Regions from separate parts of the Mus musculus genome. Here region 1 is linked to region 2. Evidence: chromatin loops called from intact Hi-C (ENCODE). Cell type or tissue: gastrocnemius. All regions are shown on one strand. Region 1 overlaps Gli2 (GLI-Kruppel family member GLI2). Region 2 holds the start of Gli2 (GLI-Kruppel family member GLI2).

The links. Peaks named below come from ENCODE experiments on the same cell type or tissue, not always from the same donor. Only the 100,000 strongest peaks of a DNase experiment are listed, where the experiment ranks them.
Region 1: a loop joins it to region 2, with 4 times the contacts of the local background. A loop is called at or near these places in 2 of 42 quality-filtered maps.

Annotation. Positions count from the first base shown.
Region 1 is chr1:118,998,854-119,006,853 of GRCm38, reverse strand. Gli2 (GLI-Kruppel family member GLI2) reads left to right here. Exons shown (of 14, transcript NM_001081125.1): 2 at 4,648-4,814. The coding sequence starts at 4,679. Among named protein-coding and RNA genes, the nearest start is that of Gm51642, 42 kb to the right of the region's middle. In gastrocnemius, a CTCF peak has its summit at 4,783; a DNase peak (open chromatin) is centred at 5,177; H3K4me3 peaks cover 632 bases; H3K27ac peaks cover 909 bases.
Region 2 is chr1:119,047,895-119,055,894 of GRCm38, reverse strand. It overlaps Gli2 (GLI-Kruppel family member GLI2), which reads left to right and starts at 2,276. Exons shown (of 14, transcript NM_001081125.1): 1 at 2,276-2,593. In gastrocnemius, no CTCF peak of the experiment used is centred here; DNase peaks (open chromatin) are centred at 4,116, 5,735, 7,173, 7,827 and 4 more places; H3K4me3 peaks cover 4,869 bases; H3K27ac peaks cover 5,985 bases.

The DNA of each region.
Region 1 (8,000 bases), 49 kb after region 2:
CTTGCCACCAAGGCTGATGATCTGAGTTCAATTCCTGGAGCCTATAATGGTCAGAGAGAACTGACCCCATAAGTTGTCCTCGGACTTCCACAGATGTGCATGTGTGTGCACATACATTAAATAAATGCATGAAAAAAATGTCTGCAATCAAGGCAGGGTAGGTTTTCACTAGCTCTTGCTTGAAATATGTGCCTATCTGATCTGTATGTGTTTTTGCACATGCGTTGTGGATGCATGAGTGCATGTGCGTGTAATTCCTTCTGACAACATATATGTGACAGGTGTATGCAGTAGCACTGTTTGTGTTAAATGAGACCATGAGTGCATGAACATGTATGTATGTATGGCTGTGTACTTGCACACACAGACACCTTCGTACACTAAGAGTGCAGCGTATGTTCCATTTGCTGTGCCCATGCATTCCCATGTGCTCATGTATGTAAGACGGGACAGGCATGCTGCCTGGCTGAGATCAGAAAGGATGCGAGTGTGCCAGGGCCTGTGGTAGGTGGCTATGTTGGCTGGGAGGCCAGCTCCTGCCTCCCTCCTGGAGGTTGATTTCACCCCAGGAAGTGCTTATGTGTGTGACTCACTCACAAAGGAGTTCAAAGCAGCCAGGTGGTGGTGGGTCTCCAGGAGTTCAGAGTTCCTCATTCTGAGTATCAGTGTATTCACGCCACTCCTGGAAGGCTCCTTACCCTGGCCTGTGCTGTGGACCCCGTAACACCTGCTGTGATTATCATTCACCGTCATGCTGAAATGATAGAAATAGAAAGTGTGGCTCACAAAAGACCCCACTTTCCATCAAGTGCAACGGCTGTACAGGCACCATGCTTATGATAGGGTAACACTTGGGCTTTCTCACTGCAGGCCAAGTGCAGGGTCGGAGGTAGGAAGCCACCATGCGCAGAGCTGGTATTCAGTGCCATGGAGGATGAGGGTCCCGAGTATCAAACTCAGGTCCTCGGGCTTCATGGCGAAGGCTTTCCCCACAGATTCACTCCCCCCCCCCCCCCCCCGGCTCTAGTGAAATATTTAGTCCATAAAGTCTTGTTTTAAGCGTTGCTTAGAAATTACTTGGAGACAAACAACAGGGAGCGATAGACACTTCCCTCGCCGTCCTGTGCATGCTCGCAGGACACAACTGTTGAAGAGCTTTCTCGTTCTGATCTGTATGAAACAGGATCTTTGCATATGCCCCAGGCTGACTGTGAATGCTTGGACCTCTTAACTTCCAAGCTTTGGTTCCATGCCTAGGTTTATAGACATGTTCTGCTAAGTCCTGAACTCATGAAGTGTCTTTAAAATGCGGAGAGCTGGGGAGATGGCTTAGTTGGCAAACTGCTTGCCACACAAATGTGAGGGTCTCGGTTTGGATTTGGTTTGCCTGAAACCAGGCAGGGGATCCCTGGCGCTTACACACCAACAGTCAGTTTATCCAAATCTATGAGCCCCAGGTTCACCAAGAGACCCTACTTCAAAGTCATCATCTTTATCAAACCATAGAGTGACTGAAGGGATCAATGTTGACATAGGGCCTCCACATGCTTTGCCCTCCCCCAATACCTGTGAATACACACCAACACATGCACAGTGCTTTCTTTGCACATTTTGTGGGTTCTCCAGCCATATGTCTGGATGAGAGGTCTCATGGAAAAGCCCCAGAGGGCCTGAGACCTGGGGAAAATCTCTAATGGAAAGGGGCTCCTCCCCAGGGCAGGCCCAGGCTCCCCTTGGTGTAGCAGATTCCTGTGGAATGTGCGGGCATTTCCAGAGCTGTAAAAGAAAGTGGGGTGTTGACTCTCCTCCCCTGGAGTGTCCTGGGGCTCTCAGACCCTTCTTTGAAGAAGCTTTTGTGTTGCCTGTGGGAATCAACCCACATAGACACTCACTCACCCAGCCAGTACCCATGAAGCCGTGCACAGACCCCTCCCTGCTGTCCCCAGGTGGTGGGGGATGGGGTCCGCACAAGGACGCAGGTACAGTGGTGACTGGCTGTCCCCAGGAGTGAATGTATCTGCTTGGGACCCAGGGTGCTTGGTGTTTACCCAGAAATTGAGCTAATCCCACTAATTCCTGTGAATTATGAAGACTCTTGGCTCTGTCTCCTGCCTTCCTCTCCTGTGGCAGAGGTAAGGGGGGAGGGGGAGCGTGGTGGCACTGACTTGCACAGTGGGGAGGGGTGCCCCCTGAATCCCTGGTGCTTCTGTGTGCAGCTGTTCCTTTTTACTCAGAATCTGCTGCCACAGCCTGAGTGCTGAGGCTCCTGACAATTTTGTGCTCAAGCCCTCAGGATGCTCTTCATTGGGTGGCTGTTCCCCCCAGGGCTTCTAAGTAACATGTCAGTAGACTACCAAACTGTTCACCTTGCTCTGCTGCCTCTGTGGGAAGTGGCCTCCGGCAGCTCATTCCCAGCAGAATCCTGAGGTCATCAGTGAATTGGGGGTTACCAGGTTGCTGCCACTTGTTAGGGTAGGACAGAGGGGGATGAGCTGCCACTGCCAAGTCAGTGCCTGGGAGTAAGGGAACAAAAGAGGTTCATTTCTCACTGCTCTCTTCTACCCCCTCCTCCCTACTCTTTAGACCTCCAGACCCTTGTCAACAGGAGCCTGGTCCTCCTGCCAGGAAGATAAGGGATGCACAGGGAGCCAGCCTCTCCCTCTGCTAGAGGCTTAAGTGGACCAGGACCCAGCAGGAGGAGCTCCAGATGATTCAGTGGTTTAAGAATGTTTGCTGCTCTGCTGTTCTTTCAAAGGAGTTCAGTTCCCAGCCACTGTGGCTATGTGGGCAGCCTGTAACTCCAGCTCCACGGGGTCTTACACCTCTGGCCTCTGAGGACACCTACACTCATTCTATGCAGACACCTGTGCATAAGCATAATTTAACATATTCAAAGTAAAGAGCTAAAAAGGACCCAGCAGGACACTAGAGGAGCTCTAGCCTGGGGAGAGGAGCAGGCCAGTTGCATTTGTTTGTTTATTGATAGGGTCTCTCTGTGTAGGGAGTATACCAATTACATCTATCTATCTGTCTGTCTGTCTGTCTGTCTGTCTGTCTATCTGTCATCTATCTGTCTGTCTATCTATCTACCTATCTAGAGACAGGGCCTCTCTGTGTAGTCGCCCTGGACCTTAACTATGTAGATTGTGGCCTCAGATTCACAGAGACCGCCCTGCCTCTGCCTCCCGAGGGTTGGGGTTAAAGACAGGTGCCACCATTCCAGATAATTCTACTGGTTAATCTTGATCAAAAACCCAGTGGGATTTAAAATCACCTAGGAGACAATGGGCATAGCTGTGAGAACATGCTGGTGTGGAGTGTCAGGTAGACTCATAATCTGGCAGATGTAGGGTTCCAACCGTGGACTGTCCAGAGCAGGGGACTTCCTGGGGAAGGTGGCATCTTAATGGGGTTTTTCAGGCAAAGGTGAAGTGTATTCTTGGAGAGGCACCACTGGCTGCTGGGCTACTTGCTTCTGGTGCAGCCATGACAGTCACAGCCCTAATAAGAGCAGCTGATAGGGTGATGCCAGGCTAAGGGACAGTGTAAGAAAAGGAGGCTTTAGCAGGTGGCTGGTGACTATTCTCATGACAGAACCCCATAGTAGCAGATGCTATCATCATTATTATTATTATTATTATTATTATTATTATTATTATTATATGCACGTGGCTTGCATGTAGTGACATGCACGTGCTGTCTGACTCCCTGAAGTCAGTTCTCTCCTCCCACCTTTATAGGGGGTTTCTTTGAATAAACTCAAGCTGTCACCCTGGTGCAGCAAGATACCTTTACCTGCTGAGCCATACCGCTGGATCTAAAGCGACAGATTTTAAAGATAGCTTAAACCAGGCTTACTGCTATATACTTACAATACAAGCATTGAGGAGTCGGAGATAGGAGACTCAGGGGCTCAGGGGCTCAGGGGCTCAAGGTCATCCTTGGATGAGCTTTAGGCTAGCCTGGGCTATGTGAGCCCTGATAGCCGCCGTGCTTGTGGTGACCCTCAACCATAAAATTGTTTTCATTGCTACTTCACAACTGTAATTTTGCTACTGTTGTGAATTGTAATGTAAATATGCTTTCAAATGGTCTTAGGTGACCTGTGAAAGTGTCCTTCCACCCCCAAAGGGGTCCACAAAACGATGACAGTTAGTGATATGAATATTGACTGACTGACTGAATGAATGAATGAATGAATGAACATCCACATGAGTCAGCCAATGAAGGAAGCGCAGAGGCAAAGTGGTTTGGGAAAGCATTCTTGGAGAAGTCTGTTGTATTTCTGTTTTTTTCCTAGACTTCGGGCTCTCTGTTCGGTTTTGTTTCTCCGGGTCAGGTGGTTCTCTGCTCCTGTATGTTTTCATCATTAAGAACTTGTTGCTGTTTTGTTTTGTTTTTTAAATTCAGGTTAAACAATAAACAAACTAAAATGTTCAGTTCCTGTCCTTATGGCCATTCAGCAAGCAGACCCGTCGTTTCTCAGGATGACTATGTCAAAATTATCTAGGCCTTCCCTCCTGGGGTCAGAAGACTGAGTGTGAACTTTGGTGCTGTAGGCCCCGTGTGGTGTGGACCTGGGTTGGTATTTCCTAGATGGGTTCGGGGTGCAATGTCGTGGCTGAATGTCTGTGTCCTTTCCTCCAGGGTCCGCCACCAAAGAGTATGAGCCTCTGAGATGGAGACTTCTGCCCCAGCCCCTGCACTGGAGAAGAAAGAAGCCAAGAGTGGTCTCTTGGAGGACAGCAGCTTCCCCGACCCAGGGAAAAAGGCCTGTCCTCTGGCGGTGGCCGCAGCTGTAGCCGCCCACGGAGGTACACTTTCTGTTTTGCACGCCCAGAGAGCGGCAGGGGTGTTTTTCACGAGGTCATTAGGATTTAATGAGTGCGCTGGCCCCTGTCATCTGGGAGGCACGCTGGGTTTATGGAGGGCAGTGCCTCTGCCCTAGGAATCCCAGTCCCCAAGAAGGTGGCTTGCAGCTTTCTTTGGAGAGCTGGCTCTCCCAGTCTGGTGGCTGAGGCTTGAGCAGGGAGTGGGGGGTGGGGGAGGAGAGTCTTACTGGGCAGCTGCCTGGCCACCCTGGGGTGTGTTCAGCTGGCACCAGGAAGATGAATCCTGAGAGCTTCTTGCCTCTTGCCCGCTGCGGACTATTTCAGAAAGCAATCGTCTGCCAATGCCTGCTGGCTGTAATTAGAGGGTCAGGTATGGAATTTACTATCTTAGGTGGATTTCTGGCCAACTTAATTACAACAGAAGGGACTCCACGAGCCACAGTCTCTCATTTCACTGTCCCTAAGAGAGATGTTCTCCAGTTTCCACGGTCCGTGCCAGCATCCTAGTTGGATAGTTTGGCGGGAAGGTGAGACCTCCCTTGTCACTGGGCTGTCCATCTGGAGGCCACACAGCTATTCTGTCTCAGAGCAAAGAAACAGATTTATTTTCTACCCCTTTTAATTCAAACACATTTAGTTGTGCTCTGATGCTTTCTTGTCCAGGCCAAATACCCGAGGGGCCATGCACAAGGGAAGGGCTCAGTTTGTTTCTTTCCACCCCTGAGCGAGGCTGTGTATATGGTCTGTGGTCTGTGCTTGGAGTAGCATCAGGGGTTTGAACTCGTGACATGGAGCCACCCTTGAGTCACACAGGTTGTTGACACTGCATTGGTTTTCTTCTCTCCCCACGATTCTAAGTTGAAGGTAATTGTCAAGTCACAAGTGGGAGATGCGAGTGAGGTCAGCCTTGAGCACCTCTGGGGACAGGCTCTGAGTTTGTGGGCCTGGTGTGGAGGCTTAACTCTTAGGTCTAGAAAGAGGAGCCATAGCCCAATAGGTCATCCAGCCAGGGAGGCATAAATGGAGGCACAGCACAGTGGAGTGAATTCCTGGGCAGTGGTGGTCCTTAGATTCCCCCCTGCCCCATTCTCTGAGGCTGAGAGAGTTCCCAGGAGCTCTCTTCCACCTGTCCTGAGGGAAACGCCCTGATTTGGCCTTCCTCTCTCAAACAAACAGAGCCATTCCCTGCCCTGTCACAACAACAGAGAGTAGACTTAGGCAGTAATTAGACAGTAATTAGGACATAATTGAGGGGAGAGGGGCCCTGTGGCATCAGACCAGTTGTCACTGTTGAGGCCAGTGACAGCAAATGCTTGAGGGGTTATCTACTGGGAAAGGGGGCAAAGCGTGGAGCACAGCCACTGCAGAGGAGCACCAGCCCCACATGTTATGTGGAGCACAGCCACTGCAGAGGAGCACCAGCCCCACATGTTGTGTGGAGCACAGCCACTGCAGAGGAGCACCAGCCCCACATGTTGTGTGGAGCACAGCCACTGCAGAGGAGCACCAGCCCCACATGTTGTGTGGAGCACAGCCACTGTAGAGGAGCACCAGCCCCACATGTTCTGTGGAGCACAGCCACTGCAGAGGAGCACCAGCCCCACATGTTCTGTGGAGCACAGCCACTGCAGAGGAGCACCAGCCCCACACGTTGCCCACTCCGTGCTCTCTCAGGTGCCCTTCGTTAGGGAGTTTGGCTGATGAGGGTTTCACAAATCAGACATTTGTCACATAAGCAGGTAGTTTATGGCCTGTGGAAGTCTCAGGCCAGGCGCATGCACTCAGGAGCCAGGGGGACCCAGGAATGTCTTCCACTGAAATGTGCTCCTGTGGGGCTGGTAAGCTCCCTAAACAGCTAATCTGGAAGGGTGTCCAGGAGTCTGGGAAGAGTGGCTATGCCTGTGTTAAAGGGGACACATGTGATCTGTCTCTACTGAAGATGGGCTAAAGGGCAGGGGCAAGGAAGCCCAGTGGTGCAACCCAAAGGATATTGCTGGGACTTGACTTCTATGTTAGCTGCGGTCCTTAAGATCTTAAAACCAAGTTGGCACGATGCCTCTCCAGGTGGAGGTGCTTGCTGCTAACTCAGATTCCATCACTGGGAGCCATGTGATGTGGTGGAAAATGAGAACCAGCCCCTGCAGGTAGCCATCTGACTCTCATACATGCATGCATGTGTCCCCTTAAATAAGTGTAATTCAAACTTAAGAAAATATTTTAAGATGCCACTCCTGCTTAAACTCTCCGTGGCAGAGCAAAGGTTCCACGAAAAACACCTCTTGTACTCAGACCCCCAATGCCCCAGACCAGTGGTTCTCAATCTGTAGGTCATGGCCCTTTGCCGGGGCAGGGGGGCGGCGTTGAATAACCCTTCCACAGGGTCACATATCAGATATCCCACATATCAGTTATTTACATTATAATTCATAACAGTAGCAAAATTACAGTTATGAAATAGCAATAAAAATAATTTTATGGTGGGGGGATGTCACAGCACTGGGAAGGTTGAGAGCCACTGCTCTGTAGCGTCAGATATGGGCTAACTAACTTCCCAGGAGTGTGCTCTATGTGAGGAGATGAATGTAAGAAGCAGGAGCCAGTCATTGGAAGCTGCCATGGGCTTCCTTGGTGTAAAGATCTCTGGGATCATCTCTAGGCCTGGTCGAGGTTCAGCATGGGGGCCCAGCAGGAGGGTGGAAAGGATATCTTCAAACATAAGCAGTGAAGGGAGACATGTATGATCAATAAAGAGTCCAGCCACAGAGGCTGGCTGCTGGGAACCAGCCACATTTGCTTAGCCTCTGAGGCATTTCGCTCTTGCGGCTCTCAGCTTGCAACCATATGTGCGTATCTGTCGTGAGAATGCATGGGACACAGAGGCCTGGCGGATGGAAAATGCTGCAGGTGTGGGTGGTGCTGGAGCCCATATGTGGACTGAAGAAGTGTGTGCTATGTGTCTGTAGGGCTTCAGGTACATGATGAGCTGCAGGTATATGTGGGGCCACAGGTGTGTGCTGGACTGCGGGTGTATGTAGGGCGGTGCAGGAATATGCTAGAAAGTGTGTGTGTGTGTGTGTGTGTGCGTGTGCTTACCTGCAGGTGCATGCCGGGCTACAGGTGTCTGACTGTTAGTGTGTGGACTGCAGGTGTGGGCTAGGCTGCAGGTGT
Region 2 (8,000 bases):
GTTGAGCCGCCTGGTGCACAGGTTCCCAGCTTGGTAAGCTGTCCCCACACTGGGGTGGGCTTCAGTGTGCAGCTGGTCTTTGAGTCATTTCCGTTCCTGTAAGTAACTCCTCATCCACAGCCTGTAAGACACAAACCTCATGGGTTCACCAAGTCAGACTGCAGTGGTATCCACACTTTGGACTATTGTGGGTTCCTCCCTGGGTGTGAGGGGCAGAGAAGTAGACACAAGCTGCATCTTCTCAGAAAAACGTCCTGTCACACCCCACCATGTATCGCCACACCAGAAAGTTTTCCATTTGAACACCTTGTCACCTCCCCACCCCCACTCCCCCTGACTTCCAACCTGGGAAGATGACTTTGGGGAAGACAAAGTTAGCATCAAATCCTTGTAGCATCTCTGCCCTTCCCCGCTCTAGATCAAGAAGGAAGGTAACAAGAAAGGAAGAATGGGACACAGCACTTCCCCTTCTGTTAAAAAGTAAGTCAAGGTCAGTAAAAGACTAGGCCAGCAAAGGTGCTTGCTGCGAGCCTGGGTGGGGTCCTCAGCACCCACATGACAGAAGGAGAGAAACAGCCCCCTCTGCCCTGTCCTCTGACTGCTGCCAGAGGACTGTGACCTCACACCCTGTCCCACAAAATCAATATGTGGAATATAAACTTTAAATGTAAAACTCAGGGTCTTGGAAGTGGACCTCGGAAGGAGAGTATCCATAGCATTTGGAATGCCTTGGGCTATTTCATAAAATAGATACTGACTTGCAGAAACAAATAAAGCTAAGGGAGAGCCCACGGTGTAAACTGTGCCGTCCACCAACAGTGATCCAATCAGTGAGTAACATGGGCTGAGAAGGAGCTTTCTCTAAGGCAGGGTGGAATTGGTCTGGAGGCTTGGTTCTCTTGCTTTGAGAAGGAGGGGCTCGAAAGAGATGTGACCAACATTCTCAACAGGACACCTCTATTTAAATGGACCGACCTTAGATTATTGTGGGCAAGTTTCTAAGCGTCCTCAGGCATCAGTCACTCCACCTTTAAAAGGAGGATACCCTATGGCAGGCTAAGCAATACAAAGGAACTAGACCTCAGGAAGAAATATAAAGAAGTCCCGCGGGCAGCTTTCTAAGAGCAGAGCCCAGGAGAGGAAGCTGAGTCCCATGGCTTGGGAGGGCACGGCCATTTGCTGCCTGCTTGCTTCTTGGAGTGGACAGTTCTGGACTGTATGGAAAGCCGGGGCTACTTAAGCAAATGCTTTCATGAACAGCCTCATCTACACTTTGGCCTGCAACTTCGGTGAGCCTAATTCTTCCTTCTCCCTCTGATTACTTCCATCTGGCTGCAGCAGCTTCAATGGAGTCTCCGGGATTAAAAAAAAAAGAGAAAAAAAAGAAAAAGAAAAAGAAAAAGAAAGAAAGAAAGAAAGAAAGAAAGAAAGAAAGAAAGAAAGAAAGAAAGAAAGACCCCTCTCACTGCAAAACATAAGCAGCAAGCCTAAGGTTGGCGTCACTTGTCGCCGGCGTGCTCTCAGATGGCGGCGTGAGCGAGCCATGGCGAGGGGCGCCTGGGACCCCGGGCACCTGCACTAGCTGCCCGGGCGACGAGGGCCTGCGTGAATCCAGTCTTGCTTCCCAACCCACGTGTCTTCCTTCTGCTACGGCGCACAGAGGATCCGGGAGTTTTGGGAACAACCAGCGGAGGGCTGAGGGGGTTGGGAAGAAAGGGGGAGTTCAGATATTGAAACCAGCAGTCGCAGCGCCCGAGCTCCGGAGCTCATCTGACTTGAGTTAGCAACCCCCCAACCCGGCGCCTTAGAAAAAGTGTTTGAGACTGGCGTGTGCTCCTGTAGCTGGAACTTTCTGGTAGGGGTGCTTTATTTCCTCCGAACTGGGTTGGAAGAATCTGCGATAGTCCCAGCTCTTCTCCTCCAGAGTGGCGTCTGGGTCGTCACCCCCCACCCCCACTCCCTAACTCCTGGGTTCTCTGGTCCCCCGCTGGAACTTTCCGAAGGGGTGCTTTCCTTGCTGGAGCTGAGGTGGGGGAGAGTCTGTGTTCGCCCGCTGGCAATCCCCCTCCAGGGTGGTGTCCCCCCACCCCCAGCCTCAGAGGCAGGGTGCACGCGGCGGGGCGGGCAAGCTAAGGACGCGACGATCAGGGTTTGCCCAAGCTCAGCGCGCGGGGGCGCTGCGCCATCCCAGAGACGCTGATGGATTGCATGAGTGCCGGCGTTCGCCAGCCGAGGCAGCACGGCTCCGCGGACTTTTTTTCAAACTCCTCTCATCAATGAGACTTCGAGGAGGAGCGGGAGGCGGCGGCGGCGGCTACAGAGGACGCGGAGGAAGGCGAGGAGGAGCCAGAGGAAGGAGCACGGGTCGTGCGTAGCATCGCAGCCGCCCGGAGCTGCTGGCCTGGTGTCCTTAGGGACTGCCCGAGTCCCCCGCCCGCCTTGGTCCCCTCCTCTGCCTGGCCAGCCCCGCCCCGGCAGCCGGAGCCCCCGCACTCGGCAGCCCCACTCCAGCCAAGTTGGGATGGGGCCCTGCAACCACTGCCCGGCGCCCGAGAGGCCACCTGCATGCTAGAGGCAAACTTTTGTCTCCTCGGTAAAGTTGCATTGGCCTTCCCACCCTTCCTTTTTTCTTTTCTTTCTTTCTTTCTTTTTTTTTTTTTCCTCCCCTTACTCTTGGTGGCGAAGCACTTCCTAGCCTGGCCAGCTTCGGCTGAGATGCTGTGGCGGTCTTGGAGTGTCTCTCATCCGTTTACCGGAATCGAGATCGTGACACTGATTTTAGGGGGGCCGGCTAAAGAAGGCAACCCTGATTAGTGCCCTGGTCCAGCAGCGGCAGGGCTTAAGGAGGATCTTGGGGATCAGAACTCGTGGCCGGGGTCGATTTTATTACCACAGCCCTCCACTTGAGGGGAAGTGCTTCTTGTTCTTGGGTTGCTCGGGTAGGCCGGTCTTTGACCGGTGGTACCGCTTGGAGCCTGGAACTGTTTGGGGGCGACGTGGGGGCTGGGGTGCGCCGAAGCTCCCTTAGATGGGCAGCTGGGAGCGCGCCTGTGGGACTGTGCGGTGTGCTGCAACCGCCGCCGGCCACTTGGAAACTTGCAACTCTACTTCTCCGCGCTGCGAGTCCGCGTCCAGGAGCCAGTCTTTTCTTTCTTCCTTCTTTCCCTCTCGTTGAACCCTGTTGCCCCTTCCCTCCGCCGCCAGTCTCTGGACCTCGGTTCTGGCTTCCTTACCTTTCTCTCTTATCCTAGGTCTCCAGATCCCCTTGACTTCCAGAATGGATCCACGCGTAATCCTTCGCCGAGGGATCGGTTCCCCCTACTCCTCGCTTTCATCCTAGCCCCCACTTAACACCCCCCAAGCAATCTCTCAACAAGTATATTTGCTGAGGAATTTGAAAAATCCACTACTGCAACTTGATCTGTGTGTGATGGATGAGGAGCGGCGCGGACAGAGTTGGGCGCCAATCCTATTAAGGGTTTAGAGAGAGGGGAGCGTTTTTTTTCCTCCGGGATTGGGGGTGGGGGGAGGGACCGTGTGCTTGAGTGAGTTCGAGAGGGCTCCCGCCGCGCCGGGAGCTGGAAGTCCACCCAACTGGGCTCCTTTTCAGCCCGGCAGCAATTGCTCTCATTTCCTAGGAAACCTGACTTTTAGAGCTTGAGGACACTAAGGATGGAGCCCTTGCGCTTCACCTCGAGTGACCTGGCTACAGAGACGCAAGGAGTTTGTGGGGATCCCCCAGGGCGCCTCTCCTTCCAGGCTTTGTGTGTGTGTCTGTGTGTGTAACTGTCCTGTGATTCCCAGAGCCGATCCCAGTTGGAGCAGGGGTAGGAGAGACTTCTCTTGGTAGTCTCATCCTTCAGAGACTGGGAAGGGATGGGTTCTGTACCTCTCTGTTCCCCAGCTGGGGCATCCTTCATCTTGCTGTTCGGTGGCCGCACGATGTCCTGGGCCCCTTGCCCCTCCGCCCTCGCTGGGCGTGTAAAGGTTTAATCCCCACAGCTTCAGATAAAGGGAACAGTTGTAAAACGCTCATATGCTGTTTGCAGACGAGGCTCTGGGGGATGTTGGAGAATTTGAAAGTAAACGTTTCCCTCGCAAGCGGCATAAAATAGTGTTTAAACAAATATTGTATTGGCATGCTCCGGGGGCTCGGTGCCAAAAAAGAAAAGTAAATAAACGGTGAAATCCAAAATATACAGCACGGGGGGGATAGCGGGCAGAATAGGCGGGCTTGTCACAAGTCTCCCTGATGTTATCTGTTTGTTCTAGCCACCTCTCCTTCGAGCCCCCTCCCCGCCCATTTCCTCACCTTGGCTGCGGTTTCCCTTTTTGAGTAGGCTTCCGTGTGTCTGGGGGACTAGCCCCTTCAATGGCTCAGTTGGTCTGGAATTGGGGAGGGAATACATTGTGTTCCTACCTGGATTGGTCTCCCCCAAGTAGGAGGAAACATTCCTGATGCTTACTCGCTTTGAGTTTTGAGGCTCTTGCTTTCTCCCAGCTTCTGTTCTATCCTGGGCACTAATCCCAGAATGTCTAATCTAAACCACGCAGACCCCTCCTGCTAAAGGCTTCACTCCTAGAGTCTCTACATCTTGCTTTCCCTTTCTCCAACCAGCTCCTTCTCTCTAGAGGGTTCCAAGAGTTGGGTATGGCCTCTTCAGGATACAGTTTCTACTCAGACGCTGCCTGCTGTATGGAAAGCTCACCTGATGAGTTTTAACATTAATTATGTTTAGGGAGACTTAGGATGCCCCCAAATGTCATGAGGTATTTCCTGATTCTAGGGGGCTTAGAGTCACAACACACAGAAGAAGGTTCTGTGTACTGTGCCCTGTAGGAGATCTGCTCTTGTCTTTGTCCTGTATCTGTGGGAGAGGCCGATGGGAAGCAAGTATCTTCCCACCCAGGGCTGGACTCCTCCATGAACGAACTGGGACTGGGATTGATAGATCTGTTTCTGTGCTTAGGTGGGAACTGAGATGGTGGAAATATGCACAGAATTCAGACTCACTGAGGTCTTCTCCCAAATTCAAGCCGGGCTTGCTTGGAAGGAGGACCACCTTGAAGTGTATATGGAGTTAGCTTCACTTTCTCAGGATGTTCCTTGGGCCTTGCAGGCTTGGAAGAACATTGAGCACTGAGCAATCAAAGAGGGTGTGCTTTTGAGTTGCATAATTGTAAGAGGGTGTGTTTGTGTGTGTGTGTGTGTGTGTGTGTGTGTGTGTGTGTGTGGTTACTGGTCACAGGCTCATTTCCTAGCTGCTGTGGGGGTCTCAGGGGCTGTGTTCTGTAGCTGGCTTGTTTGCACTGCAGCCTGAAAAATACACAAATACTTCACTCTTTTTTTGTACTTCTACAAGAGCCCTGTACACAGTGCAGCCCCTGGGGCTGGATTAGTGAATCCGGGACAGTCTGCAAGCAGGCAGACAAAATTGGATATTTGCCTACACTAAGTACTCTTCTTCCCTCAGCATTCCACTCCCGGAAAACTTCAGTGCCCAGACACTAGCAGTTCCCTTTAAATGAGACCATGAGGTTGTTGTATGCACTGTGAATGCGGCTGTGACCCCTCACACCCAGCTGGCTTGTTAAAGCTCAAAAACAGAGTCCTAAAACCTTGTGGGTGCAGCTGGCCTTCGCTGGTGCAAACCGCAGGGAACAAGGTGGGGCTGCTTTCCCTGTGTCTTTAGGCGGGGGTCTTGGGTGGGAGGTCTACCTGTAGCCTGTTAACTGGCACATCAGGGGCCAGAGGCCAGGTGGACTTCACTGTGGACAGCTGCAGCTGCTGGGCCAGGGCCCATTGAAAGGGAACCCCAGGGAAGCAACTCCCTCCTTTCTTCTTTTCACTAAGCATCAGAGGCATGGACATGTGAGGAATGCCAACTAAAGACTGTGTTCTCAGATTCTAGAACACCAGGAGGGGTAGAGTCGGTGACTGGGTCGGCAGCCAGGCTACCCAGATACTTAGTGCCCAGCGTGCTCTCATTTTTAAAGAACTTAGGGGAAGAGAATAAGTACTCTGGTGTCCTTTGCTGATAGGTATGGACTGAGGTTAGCAGCAGTGGCTGTCAGCTGACCGATAGGATCTTAGAGTAAAGAAGACCACCTTCTCTATGATTCTGTGGCTTTCAAGTAAACACAGCTCCATCCATACTCAGCACTTGTCTTTTTTTTTTTTTTTTCCAAATCTGAAGGCTTGTGGAAAATGTAAAGGACTTAGAAAATGAAAACTTTGGCCATTGTTTTTAGATTTTTGAGGGTGACAAAAGTGTCACTTTTAAAACACACATTTTAAATCCTGGGAAAACCCAGGGAGATGACCTCTCTCTCGGAGAGGCTTACTGTCCTGAATCCTTCCAACAACTGAAGAAGTCTTGTTTCTACTTAGGTTTTCCTTCTGGCTTGTTACGTATCATACATGAGCTGGGAAATAACTCTTTCAAGATGTGACCAGACAGGACCCATTAATTTTTTTTTTCTTTTTTCGGGACTTGGGTTTAAATAGAACGAATCAACGTGGGTTTCTTTCTTTCTTTCTTTCTTTCTTTCTTCCTTTCTTTCGTGTGTGTTTCACATGTGTGTCTTTTAAAAAGGCAGGTTGTTTCTGGACAGTGTGTTTTAACTGAGTGCTGGGTTTCAACATTAGCATAAGAAAACCACTTTTAGTGCTTTGGCTTTTGTGTTGAATGAGGAGTTGGTACTAACGGGAGGCACGCTGAGAAGGGTGATGGCCCATTGAGATTCTTGCGGCAGTCCCTGCTCCTTTGCTGCCTGCGGATCTGGGATCAGATAACACTTTTATCTTGCCTTTTCCCAATTCTCTGCCCTTTTTGGTTCGGGCACTTTTGTCCGAGTTTATTGACTGCTTTCGTCTCTGCGAATCTGTGGAAAATTTAATGAACCTCAAACCAGCAAATGAAATAAAGAGAACTTTTTAATTTATCAGCCCGGGGCTAGGATTGAATCGCCTCTTTGGGTGCAGAGGGTCCCAGTCCTCCAGTGAGAGAACTCAGGAAGGCCAGAGGGTGGTCCCTATACAGACTGGATTCCCACTCAAGGGAACGTAAAACCCGGGGTCTCAGAGGCCGGTGGCCAGTCTTGCTGCAGCCCCCCAGCCTTTTCCTCCAGGATCCAGGCTCTGAGGGGTTGGCATGGGTGGAGGAGAGACAGTTGCACAGCCTGTCTCTGCCCTCTGCTTTCCCTGGGACACAGTTAAGTATCTCCCTACCTCTAGACCTGGCTTTCACCCTGTAATTAGGCAAAGCCCCGGGTGTGATTAAAGCTGCTGACTTGGCAGGGCTTGGAGTCCTTTTTCTGTATGAGGGTGAACTCTTGCTCTTTCCTCGTCTTACTCGGCCCTCATACTTCTGGGTTGCTGGGTGTCTCACTTATTCTTTCTTCCCGGTTTATCCCTCTCTCTCCCTCCCTCCCTCCCTCCCTCCCTCCCTCCCTCCCTCCCTCCCTCCTTTCAATCTCTTCTGTCCTTTTCTCCCCTTCCTAACTTCCTCTCTCTTTTCCCCATCGTTCCTTTTCTTCTTCTTGTCTCCACTTTCTTCTCCCCTGCCCCCCTTCCCATACCCTCTTCATCCCTCCTTTCCTCCCCTGCTCCTCTTTGTCTCTCCCTCCTCCGCCCCACCCCCGCCCGTCTGCCCCGCCCCATCCCTTCCCGCCCCGCCCCTCCGAGGTTCCGCCGTCCCGGTGGGGCCGCGCAGGCCGCGTGTCCGGGCGGCGCCAAGCGCGCCCGGTCCCGGGAACATTCCGTGCCCGAGCGCCCGCGGCCTCCCACCTGCGCGCCCGCCCGCTCCGCGCGCGCAAACAATGGCCACATTGTTGCGGCGGATGGCGGGAGCCGCCCGGGACCCTGCTCGTGGCCCTGCTCGTGGCTGGGAAGGAAGAAGGCCAGAGGGCCAAGTCCTGGCGCCCGCCTGGGGCATAGTGCCCACCTGAGCCCGGGGCCGACACGGTGTCCCTAACCTTGGTCTCCTTCCTCATGCCTT